Linked DNA regions of Mus musculus: region 2 is linked to region 1. The links are chromatin loops, found by intact Hi-C in ENCODE. Cell type or tissue: left cerebral cortex. All regions are shown on one strand.

Evidence for each region. Hi-C counts contacts between places; a loop is a spot of excess contacts. Peaks named below come from ENCODE experiments on the same cell type or tissue, not always from the same donor. Only the 100,000 strongest peaks of a DNase experiment are listed, where the experiment ranks them.
Region 2: it touches region 1 in a loop (8-fold over the local background); 29 of 42 quality-filtered maps call a loop at or near these places.

Annotation. Positions count from the first base shown.
Region 1 is chr9:62,240,167-62,248,166 of GRCm38, forward strand. A730043L09Rik (RIKEN cDNA A730043L09 gene) reads right to left here and starts at 3,934. Exons shown (of 3, transcript NR_040769.1): 1 at 3,778-3,934; 2 at 3,522-3,635; 3 at 2,430-3,363. In left cerebral cortex, CTCF peaks have their summits at 4,346 (motif pointing left), 4,547 and 5,662 (motif pointing left); DNase peaks (open chromatin) are centred at 440 and 4,315; H3K4me3 peaks cover 220 bases.
Region 2 is chr9:61,962,541-61,970,540 of GRCm38, forward strand. Paqr5 (progestin and adipoQ receptor family member V) reads right to left here. Exons shown (of 8, transcript NM_028748.2): 5 at 6,241-6,367; 6 at 1,188-1,284. Among named protein-coding and RNA genes, the nearest start is that of Gm35152, 10 kb to the right of the region's middle. In left cerebral cortex, a CTCF peak has its summit at 3,255 (motif pointing right); DNase peaks (open chromatin) are centred at 3,265 and 4,985.

The DNA.
Region 1 (8,000 bases):
GGCCTACTTGCTCATGCAATGGCTGTCGGCTGACACCATAGATCGCCTGCCCGGGCGCTCTGCTGTGTGATTGATGGGGTCGCTCTTGTTCTCGGTCCCAGAGAGCACCTCTGAATAATAACTTGGCAAAATCGTTCTCTTTTTCCGCTTCCCTATTTCTGACTCATTTGCTCTTTGTAAGTCATCCATCTCTTTTGAGTTAAAAGGAGGAGGGAGAAACATGAGGAGGAGGAGGAGGTTGTAGCCGAGGAGGAGCAGGGACCCCTGTAACACCTCCTCATATTCCAGAGAGGAAGTTAGAGTAGCTGTCACCAGCATTTCCAGTCTGGGGACACTAAGGTGGAGTGAACCTCTGCAAGCAGGTTGGATTTGCAAATGGAACCAGACCGCTTACTCTGGAACCAACGTGACCGTGGGTGGTAGAGGTGTGGGAGATGGAGGTGTGTTCTTTCTGGGGTGCCTGAAATTGCATCTTAAAGGGCAGCTGCCTACTCTGTCGTGTCATACTGTCCTGTCTGCTGCAAGGATAGTGGCATTTGTTGCTCTGGAATGGAGCATCAGAGAAGGTCAGAGGTGAGGGTTCCAGCCAGTCATGCCAGCTCCCTTCATGGAAGACAGAGACAAGAACACCCGCCCTCCTGGAGTTCACACAATACCACATGTGTTAGTCAGGTTCTTTAAGAAAGGATCTGAGACAGAATATGTGTCGCAAGGGAGACTGGGTGCACTGACTTCCGTGATATGGACAGAGTAGCTCAGTGCTAGCTGCCCACACACTGAAGAGGTTGAGAACTCAGAAATTCCTCAATCCACGATGCCGGATGCCTTAGCAGTCCTAGTCTGGTGTTGAAGGCCTGGAGCACTCCTGGAGAACCTCCGGGCTTCAGCCCATATTGAACGGCTGAAGAAACTGGGCTTCTCAAAGCAATGGGATAGACACACTCACCAGCAAGGAGTGAAGATAGGCAGATGTCCTATCTGAACGTCTATCTGCTCTGGGAATCTTCACCCATCCTAGAAACACCTCCATAGATGGACACAGAGGCATGTCTCTTAGGTAATTCCAGATCCAATCAACTAGACAATCAGAATTAGCCTTTACACCGTGCTGAGCCTCCTGCAAGTCCAGAAGGGAACTATAGGTATGCAGCTTTGCGGAGACCTCACTGGCGCTTGGGTGGGCTTCTCTATGCTGTAGCTGCTTTAGAGTCACTGTGCTCCCACGAGTAACCCCACAGACTCCCTGGTCCACTGAGTCATATCCCAGTGGGAGAGTGTCTTTGGTCTGTTCGTGGTGCTCTCTCTGAGCTGTCTAGACATTGTTCACCTCTCCCCAGGAGTCACCCAGGAGTGGAGGTAACTGTGTGTCACTGGAGGGAGGAAAAGCCATTTATTTCCCTTGAATGGCCTTTGAGGGTGTTTAGAAAAATTTATCTGTGTGTTAAAACTCAGATCTAGGCAAATTTGGATTTTTTTTTTTTTTTTTTTTTTTTTTTTTTGCAGCTTTTTCCTTTGCCAAGCTGGATGGTGAGAGTTGGACGTCTGGAAGCTTCCCTTGAGAGGCAGGTCTCCATCCCACCACCCCCTGACGTGGAGCTTGCCCCTTCCTCCTTACAGAATGGATTCCATCATAAAATAAACACCTTGTTGAAATTAACCTTATTTTTAAAGGAGAGCAAGATCACTATAAAGATGAGCCATAAAAAGACTGGCGATGTACTTGTTTGGCACAGACCATGCCCCAGGTGTCTGGACTCCCGTTTGGGCTTGTGCTAAGCTTGGTCCCTGTGTCCACAACTTTATCTTTATATCTGCTCATGATCTATGCAGGCTTTTCAGGCCAGCCTCAGACTTCCATGAGGCTGTTTCTCATTTTAATACTTAGATCACTTAAGCCTGGGACTAAAAATAATGAATAATGCCCATGTCTGGGCATTGGTGTTCCCCCTATACACTGGGTGGCCCATCCCTTGGCCATTACCTGAAATACACTCACTTGAGCTCTTGAAATCTCCCACCTCTGTGTGTAGCATGTGCAGCTATGTGTGGCCGAGTGAGGCCAGGTTCTGATGTCACATGCCTTTCTCTGTCACTCTCCTCCTTATGTTTGGTGTCAGGGTCCCTCATTGAATCTGGAGATAGTTCAGGTTATTGGTCAATAACCTCCCGGGGTCCCCAGTGCAGTGGGGGGACAGGTGCACCCCACCATACACAGCTATTTTTCCTCAGGTACTCATGGTTGTACAGCAGTGGCGTTACCTATTGAGCTATCTCCCCCCATCCAGTATTGGAGATCTCAGGTGACATTACCATCTCTACATTTGTTTATTTAAAAAATATTACATAAGCCATGCATAAGTATATGGATTTAAAATATCATCATGAGTAACTCCTGGCTAAAGTCTTAAGGTTTTATTTTTTATTTATGTGTGTCTTATATGGGGCTTCCATTGCTTCGAAGAGACACTATGACCATGGCAACACTTATAAAGGAAGCTGGCTTATAGCTCAGAGGTTTTGTCCATTGTCACCATGGTGGGAAGCACAGAGGCATATAGGCAGACGCACTGGAGAAGTAGCTGAGAGTTCTACACCTGGATCCACAGGCAGCAGGAAGAGAGAGTGTGACTGAGCCTGGCTTGAGCATCTGAAACCTCAAAGCCCACCCCCAGTGACACACTTCCTCCAGCAAGGCCATATCTACTTTAATAAGGCTACATCTCCTAACAGTGGCACTCCCTCTGAGCCTATGGGAGCCATTTTCATTCAAACCACCACAATGTGTGTAACAAGAGTGTGTGTGGTGCTGCCCACAGAGGCCAGGAGAGACCATAGGATCCCCTGGAACTGGAGTCACAGGCTTTGTGAACCACCAGCTATGGGTACCAAGAACCAAACCCTGGTCCTCTGGAAGAACAGCCGTGCTCATGACTGCTGAGCATGTCTCCAGCATGTGCCCAGGATAAGGAGCTCAGGTGAAAGCAGAGGGTGGGGAGATAGGGTACCCTTGGCAGCTACCTGGGACAGTTCCTAAAGATGGCGCTTTAATATCTGAACTGGAGCCAGACTGTTGGATGCTCACTGCATCCCTGTGATTGGGGGCCACGGGAGAAGGAAACCCTGAGTAGGGTATGGTCACCGGGCTGGGCCCCCCCCCCATGGGTGAGAGAATCATGTAGGAGTGGGAAAGAGGGGGACGGAGAAAAGGGAAAGGGGGGAGGGCATGTGGAGGTCAGAGAACAGTCCTAAGCAGCTGGTTCTCTCTTTCCACCATCTGGGTCCTGGAGTGGCACTCTGGTCGTCAGTGTTGGTGGCGAGTACCTTCATCTGCTGAGCCATCTCTCTGGCCCGTCATTTATTTTTCTGTCACGTGAACAGGCATGTCAGATAGTCTTTTTTAAACATAATGTTCTATTGGGGTTTCTTTTTTTAAAAAAATATACCTTTTGCCACAAAAACATCAATTTTTTTTTTTTTTTTGAGGAAGGATCTCATGTAGCCCACTCTGACCTTGAACTCACCACGGCGCTGAGACTGGCCTTCCATTTCTGATTCTTCTGCCTTCATATCCACACGTGCTGGATTACAGGCGTGGGCTTCGACGTCTGCACCCGACACACATCGATTTGTTCACTCTGTGGATGGTAAAGTGATGGCTCAGAGAGGCACATCTCCAAGCACAGCACAGCAGAAACTATGTCAGTCCAGTGACCCGACTGCTGACCAGGTGTTTGCACAGGGACAATCTCTGCTGCTGTCCCTAACACCGCCCCCCACCTTTTCAGTCTTGTCTGCCAGGCTAGTGACACTTCTCAGTAAAGCTTGTGTGACCTCTCCTCCCATCAGTGTCCTCTGGCTCCCAGCGCATTAACAAACGGCACTTGTGCACCTAACGGTTGGTTTTGCTAATGCCTGCTGTCTCTCAGAGCAGAATGGCTCTGGCAGCGTCACTCCGCCCGCTGTGTTTGCACTCCTGGTCTCCAGATCCCAGCTGACAACTTGATGTGCTGCACTCCTTTCCAGAGCTCGTACGTTTCAGTACTCCCGTGCTCCAGTGACACTCTCAGCCAGCTTAGGCCTGTCCACCTCACGCGTGCTAGGTCTCCGGCACCACAGGTCAGACCCTGGGAAGTTCACAGCTTACAGAGAAGAAGGACAGATACCCACAGATGGTCAGAGACTGAGCCTGGAGGTGCTGCCTGAAGCAGAGAGTCTGTAACAGGGTGCGTCCTCCAGGCCCTCTTTCATTCCATTTAAACCCTTTAGGAACGATCCTGCCTCCGGGTGAAGTGAAGTGAAGCCTCCGGAGATTCCCTGGTTCTACAGCGCCCTCTTGTGGACAACTGGAGTCTGCCTATAGAGAAAGCAAAGGGCACTTTCGATTAGTCATGGGGGACAGAAGGACACTCAATTCTTCCGACCAAGTTCTTTCACCTATGACCAGTGTCTTAGCTCCTTTCCGGGTTAGTTGTATGTCAACTTGACACAGACTTCATTCATCTGGGAAGAGAGACTTGCACTAGCAAAGTGCCCTGTGATATTAGCCTATACATAATCCTATGGGGCATTTTCTTGATTAATGATTAATGTGGGAGGACCCAGCCCTCTGTGGGTTATGCCGCCCCTGGGCTAGAGGTCCTGGATTGTATTAAAAATAATGGGCTGAGCAGGCTGTGGGGAGCAAGCCAGAAAGCAGCCCTCCTCCACAGGCTGTGCTTCAGTCCCTGCCTCTTGTCCCTGCCCTGACTTCCTTTGGTGACTGACACACTACAATGTAGAACTGTAAGATGAAATAAACCCTTTCCCTCCCAAAGTGCTTTATTACAGCAACAGGCGCATAACTAGATGGTTGTTTTCCAGTTCGTTGATAGAAAAGACCCTGGCAAAGACAACTTGAAGAAGGATGGGTTTATTCTGACTCCCAGTTTGAGGTCCAGCCCATCACAGCAGGGGAGAAAATTCCCATAGGGGGGAACCTGAAGCAGAGGCTCAAACTGAATATTCAGTCCAAGAGCAGAGTGCACCTGCAGCTTTCGGGGAGTCTCCTGACTCCATCTCTTGTCTTGCCCTAAGGCAACTGGGATTACAGACATGTGCTATCATGTCTGCCTTTGTGTGGGCTCTAGGGGGTCCAAATTTGGAACCTCATACACATGTGGCAAGTGCTTTTACCCACTGTCCCACCTTCGATTACTGGAGACTGTGGGGAAGGCCCTAGCACCAGGCCTGGCCCCAGCTCCAACAGGCGAAGCTTCGTGCGAGTGAGCCCCTCTTTTCCAACCACCTTCACTGGAACAACCAGGGCATGTGATTAGCCTCGGTCCCAGTGGAAAAGACTGACGAGGAGAGGTTGTCAGGGTGGCTACGTCCCAGGTGGCTGGATTCTTAGGTATGTAAACCAGATGACTGGATGCAGAAAGGTATTGTCTGCATCTCGCTTCTCAGAAGATCAATGAGGCATGGGTAAAAGGAGGGCAAGGGACCAAGATAGACAGACAGACAGACACACGTGCACACACAGAGGAGGAAAACATCATAGATGCACATCACAGAGCTGTCTGAACTTTGGCTATAAAATTAGTATCACAGCTTGGCTGCTTGGCCCGTATTTCTGTATTTCTTGTTGCAACCTTGGACTCAGCCTCACTGCCCCCTGCAGGCTGCAGGGCTTTACCTCATTCCAGTAAGACTACCCCTACCAAGGCCCATGATAGATAGAGTCCTTCTTCTCGTTTTTAGCAGGGCTGGAATCAAAATGCCCTCTAAGCAAGCACTCTTATCATGCCCGGCTCCGACAGCTCAGTCCTGGAGAGCGAGCTACAGGTAGATAATACAAGCATCTGTATCCTATCAGGGAGGAAACAGGAAGAGCAGGAAGTACATGCCCTGCACCTATTGTCCTCTAAGGACAAAATACAGATTCCAGCTCAGGGTGAATGAAGCTCAAACTAGAGAAATTGGAAATTGAAAACCACCGAACCTCAAGGTTTCATAATTAAAGTTAAGATCAGAGGCTACGCGCTTCAGCTGTGATTAATGAGAAATCTCAGAAGAAGGTTCAATGTAATAAAGCTGTTGGCTCAAGCGGCTTGGGGAGAGCGAAGCTCTGCGTCTGCTTTACCCTGTGTTTATTCAGATCAGGGAGAAGCGGGCTGCGAGTATTCGTATGCCGGCAGCTAGGCATTTTAAATTACATCGAGCCTTTGCTTCTGGCTCGCTGTTACAAAATGGGGTTTCTAATGGATTCATATACGTAGACGCACACAGAGCAAAGCCAGCACCCTGCAAATATTTGCCGTGGTTGTTATTTACCAGAAAGGGCAGAGCTTCTTTGCAATATCCTAAGGTTTATCTCTCAAAGACTGCTGGCTGGAGTTTAAGCCTTTGGATGTTTGTTATTGAAAATGACATCTGTTTAACTGTTTCTTGTGAGAAATTGTGTCTGTTTACTTGAACTTATAAGCTGTGTTTATCAAAGGAATTTGAATCCACTCATGACAATCTTGAGATTAATTAAAAAGCCACACAGAGTCTGTTTCCAATGAACTCTACCAGTCTAAACACCCACACCAGCTCTCTTCCAAATGCTCTCAAGAATATCAAAGCAGGGCTGGAGAGATGGCTCAGTGGTTAAGAGCACTTGACTGCTCTACCAGAGGTCCTGAGTTCAATTCCCAGCAACCACATGGTGGCTCACAACATCTGTAATGGAATCTGATGTCTGATGCCCTCTTCTGGGTGTGCCTGAAGACAGCTACAGTGTGTGTGTGTGTTTGCATATGTGTGATATCTATATCTATATCTATATATATCTATAGATATATATATAGAGAGAGAGAATATCAAAGCAGGGGCAGAGATATGATGACTCAGCTGGTACAGGTGTTTGCCACCAAGCCTGATGACCTGAGTTCAATTCCTAGGAACCACACGGTGGAAGGAGTAAACCAGCTCCTGAAAGTTGTCCCCTGCCCTCCACATGTACCCCATGGCTCTCACACAAACAAAATTAATAAATAAAATGCAATAAAACCATGCTTTAAAAGGGCGCTGCTAAGGAAAAAAGTAGGGAACATGGACTCAGCCAAATGAAGATATGGTATTAGGGTTGCTATTTGTGCTGGCTGGTTTTATGTCAGCTTGACACACAAGTTACAGTTATCTAAAAGGAAGGAACCTGAGTTGAGAACTCTCTCTCTCTCTCTCTCTCTCTCTCTCTCTCTCTCTCTCTCACACACACACACACACCTTTTTTTTATTCTTTGTGAGTTTCATATCATGCACCCAAGTCCAGCTTGTCTCCCTGTTCCCTTATATCCTCCCTTGCAAACCACTCTCCAAAATAAAAAGAAAAATACACAGACAAACAAAGCATAGAAAACAAACATCTCACGAGGGAAGCTGTCCCACAGTAGATCCCTCTGTCCACACATCTTCACTTGCAAATGTTCATTGCAATGAGTCCTTGACCCCTGGCTTCTCTGACACCATCAATCCTCACTGGGTCTCCTCCTGTTTATCCTGTGTCATGGAGATCCTGGGACTTTGGATCAGCAAGACTTGCCCTTTCACGTGTCCCAACCGTTTGCAGATGATATAGATTTGGGGGTGGACCAACTTGCTCTGGGCCCAGGTGGTAGCTGAGCTAGCTAGTCAGTGCCCTGGCTTTCCCTTATCCTCCCCACCTCTCCAGCACTGATTCCGATAGCCACCTGATGCTGCTGCCATCACCAGGGAGCAAGGGCAGCTCTCCTGCTCTCATGCACTTGGGCTATCTCAACAATACCCACTCCTCCAGAGCCAGCTCCGCTGTGCTGTCCAGTCAAGATGTGGGGCCCACTCCCCCAAGTGATGCAGCCTTTAAGGGGTTGGGCCAGCTCTCCTGTTCTCACATCTCCGGGGCTGGCTCATGTAGGCATTTTCTTAATTAATGATTGACAAGAGAGGAGGGCCTAGGCTATTGTAGGTAGTACTATCCCTGGGATGATGGTCTTGAGTTC
Region 2 (8,000 bases), 280 kb before region 1:
CTCCATACCCAGCATCCACCACCCTACAGTGTATGACTATTATATTGCTTCAAGGTTAAGCAGAATTTTTGTGTCATTTTTATAAATAACAAAAGTAGTTTCCCCTACTACGAGGAACCGGGCACCAGGCTGACCATCTGCATGCCTCGCCCTATCTGAGCTTTAGTAGGGACCTTAAGGCAGACTCGACTAAGCCTGAGATTGGCTTGCAGGAGCCACTGATAAGCAGTGAGGCGACGGTTGGAATGGAGGCAGCACACTTCTGCTGCCATCCCCTGCCCCTCTGCCCTGCTGTCCCACACAGCCACTAGATAGCATCACAGGGCATGAAATCTGCATGTAACTGACAATGGCCACCAGCGGCTATTCTCTGTGTCTGCACAAACTCCAAGGACTGAGAGCAGTGAACTGCGTGCCCATCCCCCAAGTCTCTGTAGACCCACTCAAGGGAATTACAGAGCAAACACTCGCTGCTTCCCACAGGTAGCAGGCAAACTCCTCATTCACTACCCTGTGCCCCGACCCCCTGCCATTTGGGCCTCACACTGCCTCTGGGAGAAGCCCACTTACAAGGTAACTCTGGACCTGTAAGATGCATTATATCCAGGAATCTTCATTACCTCCTATGCAGAAGCAGACACTAGCCTCATAACAGATGCGGAAACCTAGGTTCGGGAAGGTTATATGTACTGCCTAAATCCCACAACAAGTAACCATGGAGACTAGGATTTGAACCCAAGCCCACCTGACCTGCAAGTGAGGGTCTTTTCCCTTCTTGCGTTTGTTATCTCACCTCAGCTCCCCTCCCTGGTCTTTTCTGCCTCATTTTCATGTTGCCTTTAAGACGTCCATCCCCACCTTTCCTTCACTGACACACTGCATTCCTGATACTGTACAGTCATGCATGTACAGTCATGCATGTACTGGGCTTTCCCCTCAGCTGGCACTGATGTTCACCAACCCCCAGGCTGCAAGCCTTGCCCAGTTCTCTGTGGCTGTTGCTAAGGCCCTAGTCAGTTTGTTTCCAAGGGCCTCTGTGTTCAGACTATCTCTAACTAACCGCAGCACTCAACCCCTATGGGTCCCGCCAGGGCCCTCCACGGTGTTATGACTTCCTCAGAGCTCAGGAAACCATCCCCTGGGCACTGCTGACCGGAGGAGAGGAGAGGTAGGCTCCGTGTGCTTACCCTGTAGAAGATGGGGAGTGAGTCCCAAGTGTAGGGGTAGGCGAAGGCCAGGACCCGGAGTAGCTTGCAGAGCCGGGGCTTCTGGAGTTCAAGAAACCTGCAGCCAGGGAGGATGGAAGCTTTTCAGGACCTCACACATATGCCCACGGGTCATCAACAGAGGACAAGTACTTTCACATACTGTACAGTCATGCATGGACTAGGACCATGGACCACAGCTTCTCACGAGCCTTTCTCATCCCTCCTACACTGGTGGAAATGACAAGACCTCAGCGAAGAAGGAGAAACTTGCTCTAAGAACATGAAACGTAATGGTAGGCAAACCAGGATGAGGACAGAGGGGATCAAACAGCAGAGAAGTTTTAGAAGGTGGACACCACAGAGACAGGAAGTGGCCTCAAGCACAAACCCCAGGTCTCACATTCTACAGAAACAGAGATGAACCCAAGCAACTGGAACCACCCAGGTGATGGCCACACAAAGACCTGGATTCAAGGAGGTGCTGGATAATCCAGAGGAGTTTCTAAAATATTTATGCCATGCACAAGAACACCGGCCTGGGGAGAGTGACTATGCAGAGGGTCTGTCTTTCCCTCTTCCCCAAGCTGTCCCACTACCCTCCAATGCAAAGACAGAATCCAAAAGGAATCCATTGCGCTTACTGTTTAGAAGCAAGAGACAGGAACTTTCTAGACTGGTCACCACTGGGGACCTAGAGAGGGGCAATAGCTTTAGACCTTCAGCAGTACAGACACTCAGGCTGGCTACCAGGAGGTCAGGATTTAGCAGGGAGACCCCATACAAAACTGCAGCTCTGGGGCTGTAGATGTAGCTCAGCTAGTAGAGTACCAGGATAGCATGCAGGAAGCCTTGGATTCCATCCTCGGTGCTCATAAGCCAGACATGGTGACACTTGCCTGTGAGTCCAACACTCAGAGGTCAAGGCAGGTGGATCAGAAGTTCACGGTCATTTTTAAAAAAGATTTATTTTATTTATATGAGTGCCATCTCTTCAGACTCCTCAAGGTCATTTTAAATATATTTTATATCGTGAATTTGAAGTCAGCCTCGTCTATAGGAGACCCTGAGTTCAAAAACCAAAACAAGGGCTGTAGAGATGGCTCAGTGGTTAAGAGCATTGACTACTCTTCCAAAGGTCCTGAGTTTAATTCCCAGCAATCACATGGTGGCTCGCAACCATCTGTAATGGAATATGATGCCCTCTTCTGGTATGTCTGAAAGTGGCTACAGTGTACTCATATACATAAATAAATAAATGAAACAAACAAAAACCAAACCCAATTACCTTCATGATTACACTACAACACTGGGGAAGAGGCGGATGCACTGTGGCTCCACAGGGACACCCCAGATTCCAGTACAGGCTGGACACATCAGGATCGCGCTGCCCTGGCAGGTTGCCTCTAAAGCTGTGTCTGACCTGTCCCTCCCTCATAGTGTTGTTATAAGGACTTGAAGAAAAGAGGCACCACGGCCCTTAGAGTCACACACAGCCCAGCTACTAAACAGTTGCTATGAAAACAAACCCCTCCCCTCTCATCACAGCTATGTTGGAGCAGAAGGTAAGAGCAAGAGAGGACAGGTTCTGGGTGGAGGGTCTAAGGAGGAGCTGAGAACAGACACAGCTAGGATTTGGCCCAAGTGCCCCTGCCTGCCCCTGCCAGGCCCAGCCTCAGTCTTTCTTCCCCCAGGGGCCCATAACCCCAGCAGAAGCTGTCCAACCACAGCAGTGCGGTTATGTATCTGCAGTGCCTGGGCCGGGCTTACTCCTAAAAGAGTGCTCCTTGTGGCTGGCCACTTACACGCAAAGAAAATCGGGCTCTGACTTGTGGAGGGCTGTGCCCCAAAGCATGGTTTCCTGTGACTTGTCACCAGGCCTGAAAAAGTACTTCCCCAGGAGGCAAATGAATCAGCCTCTCCAGCAGCAAAGCTGGGTCTGCAGGGGACAAAAAGTAGAAGAAGCAAAATAGAAACAGAGGCAAAAAAAAAAAATCCAAACCACAGAAGAGGGGGGGCCACTCCCAAGGTGCAATTCCACATCTAGCCACAGGATGTCACCACAGCCAGAGATTCCTGGAGGTAGCAGCCCTGGCCCAAGATGCCTCCAAAGCACTGCCAAGCACAGCTGGTTTACAGGCCTGAGGACTGAGAACTCTGCCCATTGAGTCAGTAATCCTAAGACAACCTGTGTGTCTAAATGAGTGCCATTGAGCCACTGACATGACCTGCTTCTCTTGCTCTCTGTCCTGCTCCATAGAGCAGTAAGCTGTGTGTGTGTGTGTGTGTGTGTGTGTGTGTGTGTGTGTGTGTGTGTGTGTGCGCGCGCGCCTTTCCTATTCCTGGAACCCTCTGAGGGCACAACCTTACTCCACCCACAGTGCCAGACTTTTCACATGGGTCCCAGAGCCCAGGCAGCCTTTGAGGAATGTTGGTTAGGTGAATGGGCACAGTAGCCCAGATGTACTCTCAGGATCAGCAGAAACAAAGTACGTCGTTGTCAAGGAGAGGAAGCCCCAAACATGGGGTCACAAGACATTCCTGGGTCTGTGCCACATGTCTTCATCCAAATACTGCAGGCATGCTAAATATACAGCATCCACCGTGGACCTGCATGGTCAGGGTGGGGTGTGGGGGAACTCTGGACTAGAATAAAGCAATGTATCCTGGTGGTAACAGGTAGCCAGGAGCTTTAAAAACTTAATTTAAAAGGCTGCAAACATCCCAATAGGCTGCACTCTGTGCTCTTGGGAAAGAAGTCTTGACCCACAGATCGTAGGGACTGCATCTTTCACACCCATGCGCCATCTCTACCCCTACTAAGCACAACATTTGCTCTCTCTGGCCCCCAGTTCTGAATACCAGAGCCATGAGGAGCTAAGGGACCAACTACATAGGGACAATAACTGACCCAAAGACCAGATGCAGGGTCTACCCAGGAGCCCAGGCAGCCAGAGGAAAGGCCACCCAGGCACACTGCACCTCTGTGCTGTGAATATGCCTCTGACCAAGTATTCACCTCGCTTCACCATGGCACAGACGCTGTATACTACACAGTTTAACGCCTCCTGGAATTAGAAGGACCCAGTGATCCAGGAGCAGAGACTTTATTTCCTGGCTCTACAGGTAGATTCAAGCTCCATCCAGCTTTCATGGAATTCTGTGATTTCCAAGAAAATCAGAGAGTCTTTCCGCATCTTCCAAGAATATGAGAGAGCAGTTCCCCAGGGATGATGCTACAGAAAATTCAGTGGGGCACACCAAGCAAGACACTTTGACTCCCAGGGAGAGCAAACTATGCCTGCCTCTAGTCCTTCCCAAAAATTCCGGCAAAAGGAGGAAAACCTGGGTAAACCTATCGGATGCTGCAGAAAAATCTTACCCCCCCCCCCCATAAAAAGAAAGAAAGACACAATTTGGCAGGTTCCCCACAACCTGGGTGTCACTCAGAGCAAACTAGAACCAAGACCATACCAAAGAGGAAGCCCTTACTATGCCTGCTTCTCCCTGGAGAGGGGACAGTACAGTTGGGGGTACAGAGGACACACATGCAACCCTAGTACCTCTCCTGGCCTGCCACTTCTTAGCACTATGTAGATAGGGCTGTCACCTGGCTACAGTCACCTGGAAGGTTTCCTAAGCAACCGAGGAAGCCTGTGCTTTCAGGCAGGCCACTTCTGCAAAGAGCAGTGTCAACTAGCACAGATACTCCCATGACAACGCGGCTCACACTCCGCCCCACAGAATCTTGCATGAAAGGAAAAGGAGTAACAGGATTAGAGACAGGGAGCTGGCATGACTCACGGCCACGCCTGAAGGCTCTTCATCACCCATCAGTGCACGGAGAGCTGGCATGACTCGTGGCCACGCTTGAATGCCCTTCATCAGTGCACCTAGAGATGCCATTCCCACCCATCCCTGTGAGAGGAGGACAGCCTGGTTCTGAGGACCTCTCCCTGTCCATGCCTGTGCAGGCATCCTCTGCATATGACTGAGAATCGGCTATGCAGAAGGGAGCTGTGTTGACCCCACTGTACAGGGGAGAGGATTGAAATTCAAGGAACACACACAGTGACTTGCCTAAGCAGTAAAGCCATCTGTAGAACTTATGGAGACTATAAAAACAATTCTAGTGTAGGGTCACTCTTGTCTACGTTATGAAGAATTTCAGAGCATCTGGTCATATTTGGGGCTTTTCCAAAGAGCCAAGTGGCTGCCCAAGGGATACCCATGAAGTTCAGTGTGATAACTGATATTGTCAACTAGATAGAATCTAGAGTCACCATGGAGACTTGGAGACAATCTTTTCTTTCTTTCTTTCTTTCTTTTTCTTCTTTTTTTTTTTTTTTAGAGATTTATTTATTTATTATATGTAAGTACACTGTAGCTGTTTTCAGACACACCAGAAGAGGGCATCAGATCTCATTATGGATGGTTGTAAGACACCATGTGGTTGCTGGGATTTGAACTCAGGACCTTTGGAAGAGTAGTCAGTGCTCTTAACTGCTGAGCCATCTCTCCAGCCCTTTAATTGTTCTCTCTCTCTCTCTCTCTCTCTCTCTCTCTCTCTCTCTTTCTTTCTTTCTTTCTTTCTAAACCATGGAGACAAATCTTGAGGTAGGCCTATTAGGAAGTTTCTAAATTAAATTAATTAAAGTAGAAAGGCCCACCCTAGCTGTGGTGACATCACACTGTAGGCTGGGGTCTTGAAGTGAGAGGAAAGCATTAAGATAGCTGGTGGAACCATCTATCTTCCTCAAGCCCCAGCCGCTGTAACTTCTCGGCCTTGATGGACTGTGCCCACCAACACACAGAGAAAACTGTGAGCCAGAGAAAACTGTCTTCCTTTAAGTCACTTTTGTCAGGTGCTTTGTCCTAGAAATAAATAAAGCAACTGATATGTCGTATGACAGGGACTATACCTGGAGCCTTTTCTGTTGGGCTCTTCAGCTGGCCCCAACTGCCCATCCCATGCCTGCTAGGTCCTCCCATGGTCCCCCAACCCCTGCCCCACCAAGATCAGAATGCCCAGTACCTGGAGTAGCAGGAGAGGCCAGTGCTGAGAATGGTGTTTAGCACGGCCAGTGCTACGTAGCACTCATGGAAGGTACTGCAGACCAGTGCATCAGGGAACGTGTATGCAGAGTAGGCGATGGCTGAGCCTGCGGAAGAAACACTAGCCTTGAGATGCAGCCAGGCCACAGCTCTGTGAGGATCCCTGAGGGGAAAGACTACCTTAGCCTTTATCTTCTGCATAGACCTATGAACTAGCCTGTCTCTGTGTCTTCCCAGAATACCCTCCCCTTGCCTCTCTGCCCACCTAAATTCCATAAGGCTATGTTCCTTCAGCAATGTAGGGGTGTGTGTGTGTGTGTGTGTGTGTGTGTGTGCGCGCGTGCGCGTGTCTTTACAATCCTGTCCCATGTAAAGCTTACACTGATTTTATAAGTGAACATCTGGAGGCATGGGGATATGTAGTAACTCATTTAGAGTCACACGGCAGAGAAAAAGCAGAAATAAGCTTCAAACCCAGGCAGTTTGGAGATGAATCCCTGCTTCTGACCACAAGCTGCCACTAATGATGATTCCAAATTCATCTGCCTGTGGACAGGGTGCTCCCCTGAGAAGCTCAGCATCACAGGAAGGGAGGCCCCAGGGACAAAGACGAGCTGCGAGTGACCCATGACCATGTTTGGTTTGGAGTGTGAAAGAGGCAGCTGTATCTAGACCTTCTAGAGACACTAAAGGCAAACGCTATTGGTTGGACAGAACTATTACTGCCCATCTTGGTGTGGCTGGGCCCTGCACCCTTACCTATGGAAGAGGCTGGATCTGGCCCCATTCCATCTGTTACTCTAATACTGTGGTTCTCAACCCTGCTAATGCTGTGACCCTTTAATTCCTCACACCATGCTGGCTTCCCCAACCATAAAATTATTTCCATTGTCATTTCATAACTGTAATTTTGCTACTGTCTTGATTCATAATGTAAACATCTGTTTTTCCAATTGTCTGAGGTGACCCCTATGAAAGAGGCATCCATCCTGCCTCGGATGGGGTTGGGACCACTGTCTTAGTCCACCAAGAACCTTGGATTCACAGCTACAGGTAGAGACAGGCCAGATTCAACTTTGGGCTTTTCTCCCATTCCACAGGAGGATCTTCTAGTGAAGCCGAACACAGGGACAAAGGACCACAGCTTGGTGGTATTCACTTGTACCCTAGTGCCAGAGAGGCAGGCACAGGTGGTTAGGGAAACCCCTAGGCTCCCTAGCCAGGCATCCTTGTCTAAGACTTTCCAGTGACTGATCTGTCTCAAACAAAAATGCAAGCCATCTAAAGGCCACCCAAGGCCCCCTCACCTCCACACACATGTAAACAAACACAGGTGTGGGCAGAGAGGGTTGAGTAGCACCTTCCCAGCAAGGTGCAGAGTTCCCATGAGAGCTCACCCAAGGAGCTCTGCCCCAGGGGACCAGGGAACCCGGCTGCAGACCCAGTGCTCAGGGAGCTGTCTGGACCACTGATGCTGATCCAGAGCTAAGATGTGCACCAAGTGCTACGTCCAATGCAAGAGTAAAGGGGCCTCAGGCCCACCTGAAAATACAGCAGGAAGAAAGCTGACCTGAGCCTCTAGGGGTCCTGTGGGAGATGGGTATTTGAGATAGGTCAGGTAAAGGTGATCACTGCCAATCACAGCAATTGCTACCCTGCGAGACGGATTCAGACTCAAAAGCATTAAGTTTGTTCATAACCCTCCTACATTCTGCTATAGAGAATGAGCCTTGAGGAAGC